Linked DNA regions of Homo sapiens: region 2 is linked to region 1. Evidence: chromatin contacts called from ENCODE Hi-C or POLR2A ChIA-PET data. All regions are on one chromosome and are shown on one strand. Each heading gives the region's core, a stretch centred on a gene start or an enhancer-like site at or near the end of the contact. The rest is flanking DNA. Distances are from core to core; before and after follow the strand shown. Region 1 has its middle 93 kb from the start of UBE2E1. Region 2 overlaps THRB (thyroid hormone receptor beta).

Evidence for each region. A loop is a pair of places that touch in the nucleus more often than their neighbours do. ChIA-PET counts read pairs that join two places held with the same protein, here RNA polymerase II (POLR2A). Pooled maps may share reads with other maps.
Region 2: a loop to region 1 is called in a pooled map, with 2.2 times the contacts of the local background. The contact joins two enhancer-like sites. A Hi-C loop is called at or near these places in 1 of 50 pooled maps. POLR2A ChIA-PET finds 5 or more read pairs at or near these places in 2 of 52 experiments (HCT116 and PC-9).

The regions. Positions count from the first base shown.
Region 1 is chr3:23,711,080-23,715,265 of GRCh38, forward strand. No RefSeq gene overlaps it. Among named protein-coding and RNA genes, the nearest start is that of UBE2E1, 93 kb to the right of the region's middle. Within about 2 kb of position 1,905, at least 7 of the 41 ENCODE cell types and tissues checked have a DNase peak (open chromatin) inside an H3K27ac peak, as active enhancers do.
Region 2 is chr3:24,235,251-24,239,662 of GRCh38, forward strand. The region is part of intron 3 of THRB (thyroid hormone receptor beta); the gene reads right to left. Among named protein-coding and RNA genes, the nearest start is that of THRB-AS2, 86 kb to the left of the region's middle. Within about 2 kb of position 2,926, at least 5 of the 41 ENCODE cell types and tissues checked have a DNase peak (open chromatin) inside an H3K27ac peak, as active enhancers do.

The sequences.
Region 1 (4,186 bases), core at 655-3,154:
GGGCAAAACTAGATTTCTCTTTCCCTATGATGATAAAGAAGTGCTATAGCATCTGGCTTTCTTGTTAAGGGAAATACACACATAGAGGTGCAAAGGAAGTCTGGGATTCATCCTATACCTAAGGAAACTATGTGTTAGGATGATCTGGTGAACATATTATGGGCAAGTATCTCTCTTGTGTGATAGTGAGAGTTGTGTTTAATTTTCTCCATTTATTAAGTGGGGATGGCAATTTCTACCCTGACTTACTCATGAAGATGTAACACTATTATATGGTAATCAGCTTGATCCTATGGGTTGAATGAAGAAAACTGCTCCCTCTCAGGGGATGTGTTAAATGGGTCGGGTCATTGCAGTTGAATGAATAAATCAATTTCAGTTGACAGGTTGGTTTCCCACTGCTCCAGAAGTTTTTGCAACAGGGGGCATTTACTTTCTCTTTATCCACAGAGAAGCTGGAGCTCAGAGCTATTTGAGGTCTTCTAAAGAAATAGCCTAAGAAATTATTATTATAACTTAACATTGATATGCATTAGATTAATCCTTTAAGCCACCAGGGTAAAATATTTTAGAATCTGGCCTTGTAAAGGAGAGGGGAAGATGCAAGCATTGAACTGTGCACTATAGGAGGAAGATCCCTCAGCATCTTGGGACTTTGTTAGGAACACAAAGTCTGATTTCTCCTCCAAGGAAGTGGAGGCTCAGCTTCTCGTCTCACACTAAAACCTGACTTCTCTCTCCCTACAAGCCCTATTCTTTGGGGTGATTCTCACTCTACAACTTTGCTTGTCCTGGTGCCTACATTTTCCTGGCCTCCCAGGGGCCATCACTGAAGCCCTGTATGGTCCAGCTCAAACGTTGCCTCCTCCATGAGACATCCCCAGGCCTCTGCTGCCAAGCAGCATCTCTCCAAATCCCTCCTCCAACTGCCGCTACTTCCATGCTAGTCCTTTATCGGTCTCTTCTCACATAATAGCGATTTGTAGATCTCCTTTCCTTCTAAACAGCAAGCTTCCTGAAGCTAGATCCAGTGCATTATTAATTATTGTATTCCCCTGGAGCCTCACTCGGTAAGATGAGCATGGTATGGGGCTCAATAATTATTCACTCAGTTGAATCCAAGTGGAAGAGTCTATGAAATCTACAAGCAACATCTGAGTGAGAGCCTGGGTCAGGAGAAAACAGAGTACTGTCAGGGGCAGAATTAGTCAACCTTGGTCCTCAGATGAGCGAGCTGTGGTTTATGCCAAAGCTGATCTGCACCAATGACCACATTGTGCCTGTTTGGTTTTCATGGTGTCATTTATCTAGAGGTGCAGAATTTTAGCTGGCCATCGTCCCTTTTGGGAACCTAACATTGTACCAAGGCCATCATAGGAGTCTCGCTTGGTATCCGAGTCCCGGGAAGTGTCCACGAGCAGAGTCTACATAGGTTCTATTTGAATGTCAGGGGGAATGAAACCAGAAATGAAAGCAAATTAATAGCCATAGAGATTTGTTTGATCACAAGAAATTACACGGAGGAAAAGTCTCCTATCTCCATGGAAAAATTTACACCCTTCTCCAGCCAGCTGTGTGAGTCGAGGAGAGATGGGGAAATTTGTAATCATTTGCAAGTTTGCCCAGAGGATGAGTTATGTCATTTTTCCTGCAACAATCTGTGCTGCTGGCTGACAGCGTGGAATTTCCTCCTGGATTGTGTTGGCGACTACTCATGAAAATGGCCAATTAGGCTGTGCAAAGCCAGAAACAGTGGCTTGCCGGAAACTGTTAAAGAGAGGGATGAGGCAGAGGATAAACTGAGTTCCCACATCGTGGCTGTTTGAGCATTCTGACCTCTTGCAGTGTTTGGTTTACTCAGGTTTCATCCAGCCTCTTGGTTTCACTGGCCACTGGCGAGCAGGACTGACCTCTTGACAAACAGTTCTTAGTCGCTTCCAGAGCCCAGGGCTGCAGCCCTTCTCTCCCCAACCCCCACAGAACATTTCCCTTGCAGGCACCTGGGAGACAGATGGCGCAATAGCCTGGGGAAACACTTCTTGGATCCAAGCTAAAGGGATGTAGGTTTCAGATTGTTTAGAAGGATGCTCTCTATAGAGCCACAGGCTGCTGAAAGCAGGCAAGTCAGAGCCTCCCTGATGGATCCCTGATTTTAGTGTGGTTGAATAATAAAGCTGAAAGGAACTTCTCCCAGTCACCGGCCCATTCTTATGTTTCAGGCAGGTTTTCTCTGACTCAGTCCCTCTATAAGAAGCTACCTGAGAGACCTAAATTAAGCCTGCCCTATAAATACATTTACTGCCTAGTGCAGAGCAGAGAAAATGACTTGTTTTAATATCTCATCTTTTCTAGCCCAGGCCCACTTTTATGCACAGGTGCTTTCTGTGTAGTTTGACTCTTACAAATCTGTCAGAATGAGGTTGCCAGATAAAAAACAGTATGCCCAGTGAAATGTGTCATGCAAAGAAACAATAATTTTTGAAGTACTTCCCAAAGATTACATGAGACATACTTATGCTAAGAAATCAGTTGATGTTTATCTAAAATGTAAATTGATCTGGGTTCTGTATTTTTATTTACTAAATCTAGCAATTCCAGCCAGGCAGATGCTGGACCTTTTTATTACTCCCCATCATCAGTCATCTGTTAATTTATCTTGATGGCAGGAGTTTCTATGACATGGTATATCAGCTATTTCCACAAAAATGCTGTGTAACCAACCACCCCAAAATTCACTGCCTTAAAACAATAATTACTTATTCTTGGGGATTTGTGGGTTGGCTGGAAGTCGGCTGGTAATATGGGCTGGTTGGGCTTGGGCATATCTGCTCTATGTGTCTCCCTTCCTCTTCCGAGACCTGTAGTGCAGCAGAGGCAGACCCAATGCACAAGCACTTTTCAAACCTTTGGCGACATCACACAAGCGAACATTCCATTAGCCCAACCAAGTCACAGGGTCAAATGCAAAATCAGGACACAAAACTGTAAAGGGTGGGATACAAGGAGAGGTAGAGAATGGAACCAAATAATCTCTCACACTGGGAAAAGACCACTGTGGAAAGCCAGGCAAGCCTAGGGTCTCACCGCACTTTGCCATCAACCAGATATGAGACCTTTGAAAAGTCACATCATCTCTCTGAACCACTGTTTCCTTATCCAGAAAATAGGGCTGTAGTGAGGTTTACAGTTTACAGATTTACTTATAATTGAGCTCCTCTTCAAAGGGCTGAGACCTCTCCTTCCTCTACCTTCCCCAAGCCACCACATGCACTGCAGCACTAAGGGCATACAGAAGTTCTGGGGTCTGCTGGGCCCTTCAAACACTGTTTGGCTACACAACCAACCTTCAAAAAATGGAGTGTCTGTGGCCATGGTCTCTAGCAGCCAAGGAGGATTTCCAAATGGTGAAGATCACCTCTGACTTCTGACTAAATGTGGCAGATTGAACATACACATTAACTCTGCCCTCTCCCCACACCCTACTAAAATGACAGCAAATTTAAATCCATGAGGACAAATGACAACAAATTTCAACCCATGAGGAAATTTAAACCCATGAGGACAAAGAGAATGAGAAGAGTTGGCAGCAGATGAGCAATGTTAATAAAATTGTGGAAAGGCAAAAGAACATGGAAAAATGATAGCTGACTTAGCAGAACTGAGAAACTGAAACATACTTCCTATGAATCGAGGACAGATTTGCTCAGCAGAACTAGAAAATCTCAGAATTTGGAGGACCAAATACTTCTAAATGCTAGTGTAGTGTGAGGGCTAAAACCAGGATTGATTGAAAGTTTAATTGATATGAAATTAGACATCCAGATTCCCTCTTCCATATTTTTGACTATTATGAATAAATCTATAAACATCTATGGGCAGATTTTTGTGTGGGTGTGGTTTCAACTCCTTTGGGTAAATACCAAGGCACACAATTGGTAGATCATATGGTAGAAGTATGTTCAACTTTGTAAGAAACTGCCAAACTGTCTTCCAAAGTGGCTGCACCATTTTGCACTCCCACCACCAATGAATGAGAGTTCCTGTTGTTCTACATCCTTATTAACATTTGATGTTGTCAGAGTTTTAGATTTTGGCCATTCTAATAAGTGTGTAATGCTATCTCATTGGGTTTCTTCGTTTGTTTGTTTCTTTGTTCTTTGAGACAGGGTCTCACTCTGTCACCAAG
Region 2 (4,412 bases), core at 1,676-4,175, 530 kb after region 1:
TGCCCTGACCACACACCTTTGTCCCCTTGTGTTTCCTTTCTCTGTATCGAAACTACAGCACTGAAGGGGCATCTGTAAAAATTACCTCATGAAAAATCTTTCCACGTAGACCTGGTGAGTCATTGTTTATCCAACCTGTGCACTGAATCAAAACATGCTTCCCCTCACAGCTCATCATCAACCTTTTGTGGCCTTTTCAAACTGTCTTCCTTAGTTTTTCTTCTCCTTGGCTCTCTCAGGAGGAAGGGTAGCAGAGTGTCATGCAGCCTGATGTATCAGATGATAAGATTTAACAGGGCTCATCTATTAATACTTCAGCAGGTGCTTCATGGGCAGCCCAGAAAAGCCATGACTGACTGGGTTGGGGGCTGTGGGTTGGGGAACCTTCATTAGCAATTCTCTTGGTTCATTTTAAAAGGTCAGACCCATGAGTGTGACGTTATTACATACCCTAGCCCAAGACCATTAAAACTGGGAAGGCCTTCAGAGAAGGACATATCCATCTTCTCACCTAGCATTGAGCAAACGTGACTAGATGCAGAATCAGTGGACATGCTAGATTTCCTAGGAAGTTGCCGTGTAAGAGGGGGGCATAGCTTAGGGATGTGTCTTGAAGTTGTGTTTAGGTAGCAAGCAACTATTTTTATGAAGTTTATTTGGTATTGTGGGGTGCTGGGTATGACTGGAGTTCATGGGATGGGGCTGAACCCCTCACCCCACCCTGTCCCCACTTGAGCCTTCCCACAGCTCTGTCTGTGGCATCTGGAAGCACAGCTGAATAAATGCAAATGGCTGTCCCCCTAGGTGGGCTGCACCCATGCTAGGAGGGCAGTGAGGCTGTGGATCTCTTGGGGGTAAAAGTGGAGTTTCCCCTTCTTTTCCTTATCCCCCTCATAGGAGGAGAGGGAGAGCTATACATCAAACCTTTGACTCTGGTATTTGGGGAATATTTTAAAGAACAAGTCCAATCCCAGGTATGGAGGAAAGGCTCCTGGACTGGGCGTCATTCCAGATGGCTTTGGGTCTCAGTTTAGTAGTTTGGGGATCATGGACAAGTTCCTTTAACTCTTCAAGCCTCATTTGTAAAGATAAATCACAATTCCTGCCCTCTCAGGATTATGCTGAGGACCAAAGCAATTGGAAAATGCCTGTAAATTTAAAAGGAGGACACAAATGTAAGGTATTGGGAGACTTCTTTATTATTATAGGCATCATCATTATTATAGATGATCTCAACTCCTGGCCAGCCTCAATCATCCCAAAGGCATGGGGGAACTGAAACTCTTGCCTGGTCTAACTTTAAGCTTACCTGAGGTCATTTAAAGACTCAAGAACAATACAGAGCCCACCTCCCCAGATGCTGTCATTACAAAGATTAAAAGGAGGTGAAATTGCTTCTCCTTCACCTGCCCTGCCATTTTCCTCTTGCAAGGCTGAATTTTTGTGAAAAAAAATTTTTCCCTTTCAAGGTTACTTTGCATGTTCATTTAACCTTGCTGTGGGGAGTAAGAAAGTTTGGACACAGAAATAAATTTGTTCCCAAGTCTATAGCATCCTGAGTGCAGCCCCAGTTATCCTTCCCCGAGCCCTTTGCATTTTAATATTAAATCTAGGACCCAATGAAGTGAATAAATAATGGTTGAATTTCTCATGATAGGAATCAGTTAAGAACTCAAATAGGAGAACAGAGGCAAGGTGTTTTCAAATCATACCACGCTGTGATCCACCTTTTGTATTCAGTAAAACTAACCCTATTTGGGAATGTAGTATCAAAAAATCAGTAAGAGAAAAAATATGAAAAGCTAGCGTAGTTAGACTGGGCATGAGCCTAAAGAGGAACATAAAACTCTGAGTTAGTAAAAATGTGGAAAACTAGTGAAAGCTCTGTCTGTACCGTATCCCAGGTATTAATCTGAGTGGGTCACCTCTTGGAGGGGAAGGCAGTCAGAATTTCTCCACTGGGTATGGCAGGAGACTCATGCCCCACATAACAGACTTTAGCAAATGACTGTTGAATGGCAAAGCTATACTTTTCATTTCAGATTTTCAGGCAGTCTCTGTAAGTGTTTTGCCGTCAGGAAGGGAAATAATTCAACCAGGGTCTATGGTTGAAACTGAGCTTAATTTGCTGTTGCTGATATTTCTTTTTATTCTTAGTAAAATAATTCACTTTTACTTCCACTCCACCCACTCTCTCAACTCCAGTTCAACAATCTCATTCTAGAGTTCCCCCTACTCTTTATGTTAGTCAATATCCAGGCCAAATCATTGTCCTCTTCTCTCTCTTCCCCTTCCTCTTCCCCTCTCCTTTTCCACCTCTCTCCCAGACAAAGTCACCATGGCATGTTACAAAGAGCATTGGCCTTGCCACTTAAATATGGGATACTGAGTCAGGAGTAACCATTCCTAAAATGGGAATAAGGCCGTAGCTCTCAAAGGTGACATTGGGTTAAGTGGGACGTGCACACTTAATCCATGGTAGTATTCTATACCCTTCAATGCTGGGTTCTGGGGCTACAAGCAGAGTAAAATCCGATTCCTGTGTTGAGGACTAGGTCAGCAGTGGCAGAGGTGGAATGGGCCTTAAAACAAACAAACAAAGCCCCCTGCAAATCTAAAAGCATCAACCACATCTAATTTATTGTCACATTGAGTGAAACATGGAGCACTTTTAAGCCAAATAAGGTAGTGATAGAAAAGTAAAGAAGAAAACAGCCAGTAAAAATTTTATGAGACCAACCTGAAAGGACCAGCTTGGCCACCTGCTGTTTATAGTGCGGTTTCCTTATGGCTGTCTTTCTCTACAGGTGGACTATCATCTCCGAACACTCCTAAGAAATGGAAGATAGTCTCTTAAGAGGACAGCCCAGAGGTAGTTTGAGGAAACGTCTGACAGCAGGAAAAACAACTTCAGCAGATGCCCCTTTGGCCAAAGCATGCTGTTAAAACTGACTCTACTGACACCTGGTGGAGAGTAGGGTAACTTCTCCCTGCTAAAGAGGGTGTGTGTGTATGTGTGTGTGTGTGTGGGGGGGGGGGGGGTGTGTGGGGTGTGTGTGTGATGAACGGATTGGAAACACATTCATCATGTCAGGGAAATTAATTCCTAAGGAATGAGGGTACCATGCAGAACCACCAGATGCCAGAATATATAATTGTGGTTAGGTGACTCACTGAGACACATGCATGAAAAACAACAAACAAGAATGTGAAAATAAAACATTAAGACTGCAGCAAATGATTTATTATTGATTTTTAAAAAGAGTTTGATAATGAGTAAGACAATAACAAACAATCCACTCCCTTCTGCAACCCTGGATGGTGTCATAAGAAAAGACTCTAGTACTTGACCCCTTGATAGTATCATCTGAAATTTAAAAGAAAATTCAATCTTGTCCCAGGGAGACAGTGTCTCTCAGTCTGAGCCAGTGCTCTGCTGCCTCTGGAATCTGCAGTGAGCTCCTTCAGATTTTTAACCCTGGGATAAAAAGAATAATCTTCCTAAATGGAGTGTTATGAAGACTGCTGTGCTCCTGAAATTCCCTTGAAGATGAAAATAAAATTATCCTAATAAATATAACTGTTTACTACTTCTTCAGTGTCAAATGGGGGGCAGGGGACATGGGGCTACATTGCAAAGCTCTTGCAGAAATTGACTTCGGAAACTTTGTCTCCATTCTCACGCATTAGGTTCTTTTTTTTTTTTTTTGAGACAGAGTCTTGCTCTGTCACCCAGGCTGGAGTGCAGTGGCATGATCTCAGCTCACAGCAATCTCTTTCTCCTGGGTTCAAGCAATTCTCCTATCTCTGCCTCCTGAGTAGTTGGAATTACAGGCACAAGCCACCATGCCTGGCTAAGTTTTGTATTTTAAGTAGACCCAGGGTTTCACCATGTTGGCCAGTCTGGTCTTGAACTCTTGGCCTCAAGTGATCTGCCCACCTCGGCATCTGAAAGTGCTGGGATTACAGGCGTGAGCCACTGCATTCAGTCGCACATTAGGTTCTTGTTTAATTCTGCTTGGTAAAGGTTCTGTTGGCTCTTTATCAGAAATTCCAGTGGCTTTCTGTGAGGTGTCAGGTGCATGGTATAGCACACACAGCCTGAATTTGTCTTTCAACAGTGTGTATCAAAGGTGATTTTCAGGAATGCACCAGAGCAATTAGAGCAATCATTAGTTCCAATTTGCAAGAATTAATCCATCATATTTGGGACACTAAATGAGAATTTACATCATCATTATTATTATTTGATGGAGTCTTGCTATGTTGCCCAGGCTGGTCTCGGACTACTGGTCTTAAGCAATTCTCCTGTCTTGGCCTCTATCATTATTATTTATTATTTTGAAAAATCACAGGAGCCTTGGTTAAGGGTTGTCTCAGGGAGCTAGGATGGGTAGGTCTGGGTAGGAAGG